2 separate regions of the Mus musculus genome follow, and region 2 is linked to region 1. The links are chromatin contacts, found by Hi-C or POLR2A ChIA-PET in ENCODE. All regions are on one chromosome and are shown on one strand. The core of a region is the stretch at or near the end of the contact, and the rest is flanking DNA. Distances in the headings are between cores, read along the strand shown. Region 1 overlaps Gm31986 (a long non-coding RNA gene). Region 2 has its middle 35 kb from the start of Wdr26.

The links. A loop is a pair of places that touch in the nucleus more often than their neighbours do. ChIA-PET counts read pairs that join two places held with the same protein, here RNA polymerase II (POLR2A).
Region 2: a loop to region 1 is called in a map of regulatory T cell, with 3 times the contacts of the local background. The contact joins two enhancer-like sites. A Hi-C loop is called at or near these places in 1 of 37 maps with a recorded cell type or tissue (regulatory T cell). POLR2A ChIA-PET finds 5 or more read pairs at or near these places in 1 of 5 experiments (embryonic stem cell).

The regions. Positions count from the first base shown.
Region 1 is chr1:180,535,066-180,541,705 of GRCm38, forward strand. All of the region lies in intron 3 of Gm31986 (a long non-coding RNA gene), which reads right to left. Among named protein-coding and RNA genes, the nearest start is that of Parp1, 31 kb to the right of the region's middle. Within about 2 kb of position 1,792, at least 1 of the 3 ENCODE cell types and tissues checked has a DNase peak (open chromatin) inside an H3K27ac peak, as active enhancers do.
Region 2 is chr1:181,243,891-181,249,945 of GRCm38, forward strand. No RefSeq gene overlaps it. Among named protein-coding and RNA genes, the nearest start is that of Wdr26, 35 kb to the left of the region's middle. Within about 2 kb of position 3,466, at least 1 of the 3 ENCODE cell types and tissues checked has a DNase peak (open chromatin) inside an H3K27ac peak, as active enhancers do.

The sequences.
Region 1 (6,640 bases), core at 542-3,041:
CAATAGACTATTGTGTCTCCTGGGACATCAGCCTGGGTTCACTTTCCTCCTGTGAACTATCAATTACGATGTCTTTATTTTTCTGTAATTTTTTGACTATGTATTTATATAACCATCAATTATGACATCATTATTATGATATGGCTGGACCATCTTGCTCAAGCTTAATGATAAAGCCATCGCCAGGAGAAGAGCTAACTGAGACAGGCTCTGTGCATGGCCTCTGTGCCTTCACCCCAACTCAGAGCTTCAGTGAACAGAGCTGGAGCTATCTTTACTACTTAAGTAGTTTGAACTCTGCTTTTGTTACTTGCAGCCGCCGGCCACCTGACTGACCATCCTCATCCGCGGACATCTGAAGAGACAGGCAGGCTCGGCTTGCTGTCCTGGGGCAAAACATAAGGCACTCATCTTCTTAAACAAAGTTATTCAGCTGGATTCTAAATATAGGGAGGGAACAGAGATCCCAGCAATGAAACCATGAATGAGCTTGTAAGTTCATTTCTTCCCTTCAAAAAGCTTCTCTAAACCCAGGAGAAAGGGCAAAGGAAGAAAGGTGAGCTGGTAAACGTGAGGGTGGGAAGTGGCGATGAGCTTCACGTCAGACAGCACACTCCAGTGTGTGAGAAGGTCGCATGTCAGCATGCTAGAGAGAGAGGATGGGATTACAGCACACTCCAATGTGAGAAGGTAGCAGAGTCAGCCTGCTAGAGAGAGAGGATGGGGTTATTCCTTGACAAGATGATTCGGCACAGATACGTGCTGTCAGAGCTAACGGGATGAATGTTTGATTCCCAGGACCCACAGGGTGGAAACAAAAAGTGGATTCCTCAAATTATCTCACACACACACACACACACACACACACACACACACACACACACAAATAAATGTAAAAGAAAAAATTAAATGTTATTATTCTAAAAGCCAGTCCCAAGATTACCCAGAATCCATCTACCTCCCCCATCAAATCTTTTCCAATTAAAGCTGCTAAAATTGGGGTGTGGAGGGGGCACTAGAGAGATGGCTCGGTAGAGGATCTAAAAGGTTTGATTTCAGCACCCACGTGGCACACACAACCATCTGTAACTCAATTCCCCAGGAATCTGAGACCCTCTTTGGGTTTCGACAGGTACTAGCCAGGAACAAGGTGCACAGACAGACATGCCGGCAAAATACCCACGCATATAAAATAGAATAATAAATTAAAAAGAAAAAAAACTGTTACAACCTTTCTTCGAAATGAAAAATGATAAGATACAAGTATTTTTACCCCTCCAGAAAAATACCTTTAAAATATTTCAATAACCAAAACAGGAATAAAACAGGGGAACAGATTGGGTAAAACAGCTGATACGACAATGTATAGAAGCCAATTTTAGAAAGAAGCTTGGATTTCATCTCTCAGATGCATTAAATGAAAGACTTTGCATAATGTGCAGCCAGAGGCTCCCCTCAGATTCTTCTGTTACATTTTGCCTAGGGAAGAGAAGATGTGCTTTCCAGCCTTTAAAGAGAGGTGGCTGTGAGCTGTGAGTTCCCAGAAAGGCCAGCAGACATACAGGTTAAGGATTCCACCCTGAGGGGCTGTCATATCACTAATGCCTGTCTTCTCCCTGCAGGCCACACTGCACAACACTCTGGCTAGGAAAACCTTCCTGATGATTGACACTCAACAGGTAATGTCATTGGTTCCCACAGGGGACAGGCTCCACAGTCCACCAGAGCTAAGAAGACACGGAGACAGAAGTGGCTCATTGCTGTGGCATGACACGCAAGAGAGAGCTCTTTATCACGCGGGTAGTCAGGAAACAGAAAGCTTGGACAGGAAACAGGGCCATGTACTTGCAAGGCCACCCCCTCAGGAGCCCACTTCCTCCATCTCCTAAAGATGCTGTCTCCCAAAATGACATCACCAGATGAAAACTACTGTTCACATATAAGCCTGTGGGGGTCACTTCATCTCTATATTATAGGAATACACAGACAGTACAAGTGGATGCCAGAGCCGAGTCTGCTGTAGTCCCCTGCCCATGACCTCTTGCCCTCACAGGAGACAGGTTTGGCTAAGCAGGGGTGGGGGCGGGTCATCAAGCGTGGGAGAGGGAGCAACTGTGCAGATTCTTCATTCCCCAGGCAAAGGCCTTTGCCACAGGTAGACAGTGCAGATGAAGTGGTCCTGGAAATACCCTCTGGCTAGTGTAGACTCCCACAGAAGCTAACAGTCAACAAGTCCTTAGCCAGCTCTCAAGTGCCCCAGTCGGACCTGAGCCAGATCCACCAATGGCCTCATCCTTTTTCTGAGGCCACCAGAACTCAGCCTGTCAAAGGGGAGCAAACTCTTTGGTTTTGGTTTTGGTTTTCAAGGTCTTTTATTCCCCATCCTTTTTTTTTTAAGGCTCACAATTTCTTATTTTAACCAAGAAGTATACATATTTGTATAAAATTTTCCTCCTAATTGATACAATCCCTCCTGGAGGAAAGAGGGAAGTGCCTATGTCCCAGAAACTCATAGACACTAAGTTCAAAACTTTACAAGACTCATGAGGCTTCTCTCCTCAAGCAGTGAGCGATTGCTAGGGAGGGAAGGGTCTCTGAGAGCCAGTCTGTCTGCTAGTCATGTAGAGAGTTGCCCTCATGCTGAGATGGGCCTTGTGGTGAGGTGGCCACCAATGATTCATTCATCCAGGCTCTTGTAAGATACAGCTCACCCATACTCCTGCAGAAAGCCCAACAAACTAATGGCTTCTCCAAGCTGGACACCAGTGGAGTGGACATCTATCTTGGATGAGTAGCAATGTGTCCATATGTTCCTAGAAAAGTTATATAACACTCAATGCCTTTCCTCCCAATCCAAGCAAATGAAATTGGGAAAACAGATCTAATCCTACCCATAAGGTGGCTGGGAATGCCTGTATGAGCACTAGGCAGAGCCCTGCAGCACAGCGCAGGTCACAAAGGGTGGCAGGGACAGAAGGAATTCCAGATCATATTTTTGGGTAAGATTCAACCTAATAAAAATGTTAAATCCCCCCAAAAACTTTTGCCTTGTTTCCTTTGGATAGGGTCAAACCCAAAAAGTAAGGTTTTCATTCAGGGGAACTCCTCTGGGCAATAAAACGGAGTAGATTACTGATACAGCATCCAGCATCGTGTGCAGGTCACACGGGTGGATCTCAGAAACAGAGAGGTTAGTCGTGAAAGAGTGTGACTGTGTGATTCCATTCCTGTGACATAGCAGAGTGGGCAAAACTAATTTCTAATTATGGAGATCTCTCAGTGCTCTCCTTGGACAGGGCAGGGAGGGCCTTAGCTGCATAAGGACATAGGCAAAACTTTCGAGGATGCCTTAGTCTCTTTCACTTGGCTAACAACATACTGCCATGGGATGGGGAAGTTATAAAGAAAGGAGGTTCATTTTGCCTCCTGGTCCTGGCCAAAGGTCTATAGGTCGTATCTGATGGTGGATGGGCTTCTTGAAGGCAGAATTCCCCCAAATACAGCAAGGTGTAAAGGGGGAGAGAAGGAGAGAGATAGGAGGAGGAGGGAGAGAGAGAGAGAAAAAGAAAGAGAAAGCTTTCTAGTATCTCTACTTCTCTTAAAACCACGTATATTCAGTCACAGAGGTTCCAACCTGGGAACCTCATCTAATCTTAACCCTGTCACAAAGGTATTAGCTCTAAGTGGTATGAAGTTTCCACCTTCTCATATGGCACAATGGGGATTAAACTCCAGCTCAGAGGTGGACAGACCACATTCAAACCATAGCATTGGGAGGTGGAAATGTTCTATGTCTTGATTGGGGTGGTCATACGGGAACCTACATTTATCAACTCTTAAACTTACACAGTTAGGCATTGTAGTAGCTATTTCTGGTTGTTCACTTGACTATATTTGGAATGAACTACAATCCAGAATTGGAAGGCTCACCAGTGACCCTTATCTGGAGGCTTGGAGATAGAAGTTTCTGATCTGGATCTTGGTATGGAGATCTTGAGGCATAGTGGCTATGGATTCCAGAAGATTAAATCTCTGAGTTCAAGGTCATCCCGGATTAAAGGTGTGGTGGAAAAAAGGGAGTCTCGCTCTTGTTTCTTTGCCTGCTTGCTGTGTGAGACTGAGTAACTGCTAGCTAGATCCTTGGACTTCTATTCACAGCTACTACTGAACCATTGTTGGGAATTGGCCTCAGACTGTAAGTCATCAATAAATTCCCTTACTATATAGAGACTACCCATAAGTTCTGTGACTCTAGAGAACCCTGACTAATACAAGTGTGTACACTTTCTTATTGTGGAACAATGATAGTTCGAGGCTGGGGAGATGGCTCTGTGGGTGAGGGCCCCTGTAGCATAAGCATGAGGACCTAAGTTCGAATCCTCAAAACAAGTGTCCTAGTTTGTTTCCCAATGCTTTGATAAAAGGATCAGAGGAAGAAAATGTTTGACTTACCACCTACATCATGATCCAACACTGAGGGAAGTCAAGGCAGGAATCTAAAACTAGAACCTGGAGGCAGGAACTAAAACAGAGACCATGGAGGAACGCTGCTTACTGGTTCACCCTGCCTCCTTCCTTACACAGCTCAGGACCCAGGAATGGCAGTGCTCACAGTGAACTGGGCCCTCTTATATCGATTAGTGATTACGAAAATGCCCCTTCCGAGATGCCCACAGGCCAGTCTGACAGAGGCAGCTCCTCAACTGAGATTCTGTCTTTCTAGATATGTCAAGTTGATAACTAAAGCTAAGTAGGACACCATGTTTTTAAAAAGCTGGACATGATGGGGGCTGGTGAGATGGCTCAGCGGTTAAGAGCGCCGACTGCTCTTCCAAAGGTCCTGAGTTCAAATCCCAGCAACCACATGGTGGCTCACAACCATCCATAATGAAATCTGATGCCCTCTTCTGGTGTGTCTGAAGACAGCTACAGTGTACTTACATATAATAAATAAATAAGAAAGAAAGGAAAGAAAGGAAAGAAAGGAAAGAAAGGAAAGAAAGGAAAGAAAGGAAAGAAAGGAAAGAAAGGAAGGAAGGAAGGAAGAAAGAGAGAAAGAAAGAAAGAAAGAAAGAAAGAAAGAAAGAAAGAAAGAAAGAAAGAAAGAAAGAAAAGAAAACAAAAGAAAAAGATCTGGGCAGTGGTGGTGCATGCCTTTAAAAAAAAAAAAGCTGGACATGGGAGACTACAAAGAAGCCTCAGCCCTCTTCCAGAGGGTCCAACTCTGGTTCCCATCTCCATGTCAGGTGAGCCTTAATTATGTAGCTCTAGATCCAGGGGCTTCAATGTATTCTTCTGACCTCTGCAGGAATCCACACACATGTGACATATATCCACACAAACACACATAAATACACATAAGTAAATAAAAATAAACCTTAAAAAAATCCAGGCATGATCATAAGTGCATATAATGCCAGTGTTGAGGACAGAGACAGACAGATCCCAGGAGTTCACCAGCCAGCAGTGAGTGGCAGGGTCAAGAGAGACCCAGTCTCCAGGGTAAGGCAGCAAACAATAGAACAAGTCACCTCATGTCCTTCTTTTGCCTTGACATGATGTGTGCATCTATACACACAATGTGCAGACAGACAGACACACACACACATACACACACACACATACACATACACACACACACTAGCTTTGTTTAAAAAATAAATTAAACCACACTGAAATACTCTTTACCTATCAGAATGACAGAATTCTAAACACTTGGTCACATAGCCTGTTGGTAAGCAAGGGAAACAGCGCTCTTGCTGCTTGTAATTTTGCTTGTGGTAATAAAAGCAGGTTGTTTATAGAAGACAATTTCCCAAATCAATCAAATCTGGAACTATGTGTTCCACTGACTTAGCAATTACATTTCTGGAATGTATGCTACAGGAATAGTGTTCACATGCAAAAAACAAATTATGTACAAGGTTTTCCATTGCAATACAGCAAAATTCTGGAAACAGCCTAAAGGCCCAACAGTCCTGCTTATTACATCCCTGTTGCTATAATAAATACCCTGACAAAAGCAGCTTAGGGAGAAAAGGTTGATTCTGGCTCATACTTTGAGGTTATAATCTATCATATAAGTATCAAAGGATCAATTTAGTGTATTTTTGTATTACATTTTGTTAGAATGTTTCACTTTTAAAGGGGGGGTGCCCATCTGAGGTCCCCACCAAGATGGTTTCCTCCAGGGAATTTCCTTGAAGGGCTCCCAGCCTAGGCTGCAGGTGCCTCAGAGCCCCAAGAAGCACAAGGAGGCTGCCAAGAAAGTACAAGCATGTGGCTCCCCAGAGAAACACTTCAATTCTCCTCAGCAAATGTCTCCTTGGGTTTTATGAAAACCTGCCTGCTTTTGACAGGCTAGGGCTGACCAAAGGAAGCTGCTACTCTCTAGGGCTTTGTCTCTGACAACAGATTCTCCCTGGGGACTTCCTGGAGAGCCCCTCTAGGGCACATAACAACCAGACTGCTTTCTAAATAGAGAGCTGATGTCTCTGGTTTCCCCTTCTTCCTGTTACTGCAAACAGGCTCGGTTCAGTCTGCGCCTTGGTCAGCTCCCCATTGTAAAGTCTGGGTTGCATTTACCATCCAAAGGACAAGCTCTTCCCTGTCCTCTCACTTTGTGTAGGCAGGAACAGAA
Region 2 (6,055 bases), core at 2,216-4,715, 710 kb after region 1:
TGTCTTCAGACACACCAGAAGAAGGCATCAGATCCCATTACATAAGGTTGTGAGCCACCATGTGGTTGCTGAGAATTGAACTCAGGACCTCTGGAAGAGCAGTCTGTACTCTTAACCACGGAGCCATCTCTCCAGCTCCAGTATGTTCTTAAAATGCACGCACCTGTGTAGAGACTGTATGTAGAACTACATGTAACCAATACAGCATGCACCGAAAAGCTATGTAACTGCCCCCCAAAACCCATGAAGTGTGACATAAAATCAGTCCCTTGCACACATTGTTTCATTGTGTGTCAGCCATCCTTTGTTGTCATTGTGTGTCAGCTGTCCCTTGTACACACTGTGTCTCTGTGTGTCAGCCATTCCTTGTACGTTGTGTCATTGTGTGTCAGCTGTCCCTTGTACACATTGTGTCATTGTGTGTCAGCCGTCCCATGTACACACTGTGTCACTGTGTGTCAGCCATCCTGGAGCTTTCTTCTCCTCTGTCCACTTCCATCTGCAGTAATAGACTCCTTTTGCTTGTTTGTTTTTCTTGACAGGGTTTCTATGTGTAACGTCTGTAAGAGCCCTGGCTGTCATGGAACTCTCTCTCTGTAGACCAGGCTGGCCTGGAACTCACAGAGATCGGCCTGCCTCTGCCTCTCCAGTGCTGGAATTAAAGCTTTGTGCCACCAATTTATTCCTTAAATTTTCCTATTTGCTACTTACTGTTCACATATCTCTGTCCAATTTCTTGTCCCAGGACACAGAACCCTGCAGTTTAAAGAAGAGGAGCTGGGCGGTGGTGGCACACGCCTTTAATGCCAGCACTTGGGAAGCAGAGGCAGGCGGATTTCTGAGTTCGAGGCCAGCCTGGTCTACAAAAGTGAGTTCCAGGACAGCCAGGGCTATATGGAGAAACCCTGTCTTGAAAAAAACAAAAAAAAAATAAAAATAAAAAATTAAAAAAATAAAATAAAGAAGAGAAGGAGAAGGAGGAGGAGGAGGAAGGGGAGGTAGAGAGGGAAAGGGGGTAGGGGTAGGGGGAGGAGGGGGAGAGGAGAGGGGGAGGAGGGGAAGAGAAGGAAAAGGGCCTAACATTCCTCCTTGAGCCCCTTGAGCCCCCTCGCACAGGCATTACTAGCATGGCTTTGTTGGAGGAGCAGGTCACTGGCCCCTTTCTCTGTTCTTAATGTGGCCTCATGACATTCAGAATGCTGTCAATCAGCTGCAGAAAGGAAGAGATTGTACAGTGAGCCAAGCCTAGAAGCTTCCTTAGCCTCCCACCACTTCCCTGACACCCCAGTGCTCATCTGGGTATCCCCTTCATCTGGAGGAACTCAGGGGAAAGAAGCCTTGCCGCTAGCAGCCAGTCAGCAGACCTCATTCCACTGCATCCCACAGGGAGCGGTGTACATGGGGCAGACATGGCCTATGTGTAATCAGACTGAAGCCCCACTAGGAACTCTGGGGCAGAGCCCTTCTTCAGAGACTGAGCAGCCCAAGAGCTTCAGGGGACCAGAATCAATAAAAGGAGACTTGGTTCTTGGGAAAACTGCTAAGTGGCTAGATCAAGCCTTGCCTGAAGCTTGCTTTGATTGTAGGTGCCCCTCCCCCACCCCAAGAATGAATAAACCCCTCTACATTCTGCTAGTCAGTCTGAGCTTCTACTTTTCAGTCTATGTCCAAGAAACAACCCAGAGTCAGCATAGCAGCAAGAGATGTGAAGCATAGCAATCAGTGGTGAAGCTGGCGACTAGAGGGTTAAATCAACCAAGATTTTCTTTGCTCTGAGCCAAAATATTGAACTTCATGCAGCAACAGGAAGCCCTGCTTAAATACTTAAAAAAAAAAAAAAAAGTAGCCTGCCTGAATTTGTGTTAGGAAGTTAGCTCTGATGGCCCGGGAATGACAGATGGGAGGGGTACTTGAAGCAAATAACTGGGTTTTTTTGTTTGTTTGTTTCTGTTCCTTGTGGTTGTTTTGTTTTATTTTGTTTGAGACAAGGTCTCAGTACATAGCCCTAACTGGCCTGGAACTTGCTGTGTAAACCAGGCTGGCTTCCAGCTCACAGACATCCACCTGCCTCTGCCTCTTTGAATGCTTTGGATAAAAGCGTGCATCACCATTCCTGGCCCCAAGCTTGTTTTGGTTAAGTAATAAGCCCAGGTATTTTATCAAACCACCCCAGATGTGGCTGGCTGGGAGGGGGCCGCAGGCAGCTCCTTTAGCGACCTTTCTCTCTTCTCCCCTGAGAGCTTGTAGTACACAGCAGAGAGGCCAAGAACCCACACCGCTGCTCCTCAGAGAACGGCGCTTAGAATCTGTTTTTGCTAAAAAGGCATGGGTTGCTCACTTCAGCTCACAAAGCTACTGCAAGCGGGAAGGGAACCTGGAATCTCTCCTTCGCGCTGGCATCTGCTTGTCCTGCTGGCCTCCAGAAGTGTCCAACCTATCCTGTGGCCCTCAAGGCTGAAAGGCACAGAGAAAAATCACTGTGTGAAACCTGCAGTCACCTTGGACACCAGGAATAGCAAAACCTGGAAAGATCCCCTTAAGGGAGGACTTCTTCAGGCCACCTTGTAGGACAGGACTGAGACACTAACCAACCAGCCCATACCCTGACCAGGACTTGACCAACCAGCCCACACCCTGACTGCTCCTTTGTACAGACCACTTGCCTCTGTGGTAATTCTTCCTCTGTCCCTCCCCCGTTCCCCCCCCCCCCACCAGTCACTGGGCCCCTTATCTAGTCCTCTCCCCAGCATGGCCCCACTAAGCAAACCCAGCTCTTTCTCACTGTTTCTCTTTTTCATTGGTGTTCTGGGGACAGGAGAAGTCATTTCTTCTGGACCGTCAGAGCTCAGGCTTTTGCCCTAAAAACTTCAGTAGCACTCAAGATGTGATCCAGTTGTTCAGACATTTCAAGAAACAGAAGGCTCATCATTTTACATTTTAAAGCAAGTTCTTACAGCTTTTTAAACGTGTGCATAGCGACTTCTCCTTTAAGTGATCAGATAAAGGACTACAAATTGCTTTGTTTGAACTTTTGACTCAGGGCCTGCCTTCTCTGCTGTAGCGGTGCCAACTGCTCCAGCCTCCCCTTGGGCCGACAGTGGCAGGGCTGTGTGCATCACCGCTCTCTCTGTGCCCTGTGCTGTAGCAGCCCCTCAGCTCCACCCACTCCCTTGTCCTAGGACCCCCTCCCATGGCACTCCAAACTGTCTCATTTGCATGATTCCAGTTGCTTTCCTCCAGCTGAAAACTCTTAGAGGATATTTTTTTAGTAGTATGATTAAGAAACAAGAGCCAAAGAAAAAGACCAAAAAAAAAAAAGAAACAAGAGCCCTGGCTCACAACCATTCTCTCCTAGTCCTGTCTCTCCACACAGCCGAATATGGGTAAATCAGTCTCTCTGATGCCGATTTCCCCTTTGGCTTCTAGAAATAGAAGCTTAAAACACACCCAGGGGTTTCCAACCCAGAGAGGTCCACAGAAGCTTCTGGTTTCACTGGCTACCGGCTTCCTGTCTGAGTCACAGAGAACTAGGCCCAGCAGTGACTCATTAGTGTCATGACACCCTTGCCATTGGTACCATCATGGTGCTGCTGAGCTGCCCTGGTCTCCAGGCTAGTTGGAGCCTCCCAGACAGGCAGCAGGGACCAGCAACAGAATACAATGGGTTGACCTTGAGGGCAGGAAACCAAACCAGAAGCCATGAGTTTCAGAAGAACCTCCTCCATGTCCACCTGCCTCTGGCCAGAAGACCTTCCCCCAAGCAGCCTCGAGTCTGCATGAGACACTCACTGATACAGGCAAAAGGGCCACACGTGCCCTAGGACATGGATGCGATGAACCCATTTGGGAAAATGCTCATCATCTGAGAGACAGGAGAGGGTACGATGCTAAGGCACAGTCCCAAAGACTACCGGGCCAAAGAGAAGCAGCTACCATCTTGCCCAGGCCCAAGCATGGCAGCAGGGTCAGCGGAGAATTCCTTTCCACCATCTATGTTTATGCTGAGCCCTTTCCTACGTGTGACCACATAGGTGTGCGACTCTGTTCTGTGCTCTCGCTGTATGGCTGTGACTGCAGCGCCTGGATTGACACCTACAGGGCAATAATGTTCCACGAGCAATTGGATTTTTTTTCTCTGTCCAGAAAAGAAGCAAGTCAGGTTAAAATTAAGCATAGAGCCATAGCCCATTGATCTTGTAGTAAAAAAATCTAAGTAGATAAAAGTTCAAGGTTAATCCTGGTACCCCTTTCTCTGCCACAGGAAGGATGCTGCTTGGACTGAGAGGGAATTGGGGTTCAGGATTTGGCCTCTAGGGATTGTGTGACATAGTCTCAAGTCCTTACCTGAGGCAAACTTGGAGAGTTTCATACAAGCTTGGAAAAGGAAGAGACACTGGCGCCATTATCTCCACCTAGTATGTCTAACAGGTTTCCAAGACAAGAACGTGTGTGTGTGTATATGCGCGTGTGAGTATGAGTGTGTCTGAGTATGTATTTGAATTCTGGGTGCAGAGAAGAAACTCTTGTGGGGCTTACACGGGTCCCCAACACTGGGAAAGTAGAGATAGGCAGAAGCTACAGAAGAAAGCCATCCGCTTCCTAGACATTGGTTTTGCTTCAGATCTTAAATGTCCCCCAAAGGCCCATGTATTGAATGGTTGGTTCTTAGTTGGTGACCTTATTGGGTGGTAGTGAAACTTTTAGGAGGCAGAGCCTCATAGGAAGTAGTTTATGTCACTAGGGGGACATACTCTTCAAAGTGGGGTATTGGTTCCTCAGACACCCTCTGTCCCTTTTCTGCTTGGGCACTACAACAAGCAGCTTTGCTCAAACATGTGCTCCTAGCTATGACATTCAGCTGTCTACAGGGCCAACGGGATAAGATAAACCTTTCTTCCCTGTAAGCCCTTTCCCTTAGGTAACTTGTCACAGCAACAGAAAGCTAACGTGATCTCTCTAAAGCCTCTGAAAGAGTCAGTGTTATGACGATGCAGAAGGTGCATTAACATGAGCTCAGCACAGGAAAGCTAGTGGGCACCCTGGTCAAATGTGCTCTTTTCCAGGAGACTTGCCTCCTGTTCTTACAATACGAGGAGAATGGAGCTCAGCTTTGATTAGGACAGGAGCACCTGAGGGTCCTCTAGTGTAAAATAACTATAATAAAATAAAATAATCCAAGAGCCAGGAACAGCGGTGTAGGTCCTGAGTTTCAGCTACTGAAAAGGCTGAGGCAGGAGCCTCCCCTGAGCTCAGGAGTTCAAGACTAGCTTGAGCAACATACCGAGATCTTATCTCTTAAAAAACCAAGATAAGAGGCTCAAAAGATATCACATCCAGGAAAGAGCTTTACCACTCAGAATGAAGACCTGAGTGAGATCCGAGAAACCAATGAGAAAAAGCCACAGCATTGGTGGTGCCCAGCTTGTGAGCTCAGTGATGGGGAGGCAGAGGCAGGAAGATCCCTGGGACTTGATGCCAGTCAGTCTAGCTTAATTAGGGAACTTCAGGCCAAATTAAAGACAGGGTGGATGGCAATAGAGGAACACTGCCCAAGGTTGACCTGTAACCTCTACACATCAATACACAGTCAGAAGTACACAAACACACAGACACAGACAGACAGACAGACAGACAGACAGACACACACACACACACACACACACAGAGAGAGAGAGAGAGAGAGAGAGAGAGAAAGAGAGAGAGAGAAACAGAGATACACACAAATACAATCACAAACACCAAACACAAGAGTCAGGCTGCTGCATCTTCTGTTTCCATCCCTCAGTACATTCAAGTTTATCGTCCATACGATGCTGCGGTGAGGCTGCTTCTGGGCAGAGATAAGCCCAGCGGGACTAGCAGAACCTTGGCCAGGCCTCCCTGACCTGTAGGACAGAGGGTTCTTTAGTTTCCTTCCTGTTCCCTTCACCTCCAACCCACATACCCAACTCTATTTCCTCCTCCACCATGGAGCCACAAAGCATGTAAATACAACTAACTAAGTCACTGCGAACGGCTGCCTGCTGCCTGTCTGAGAAGTCATGGTGTCCAGTGC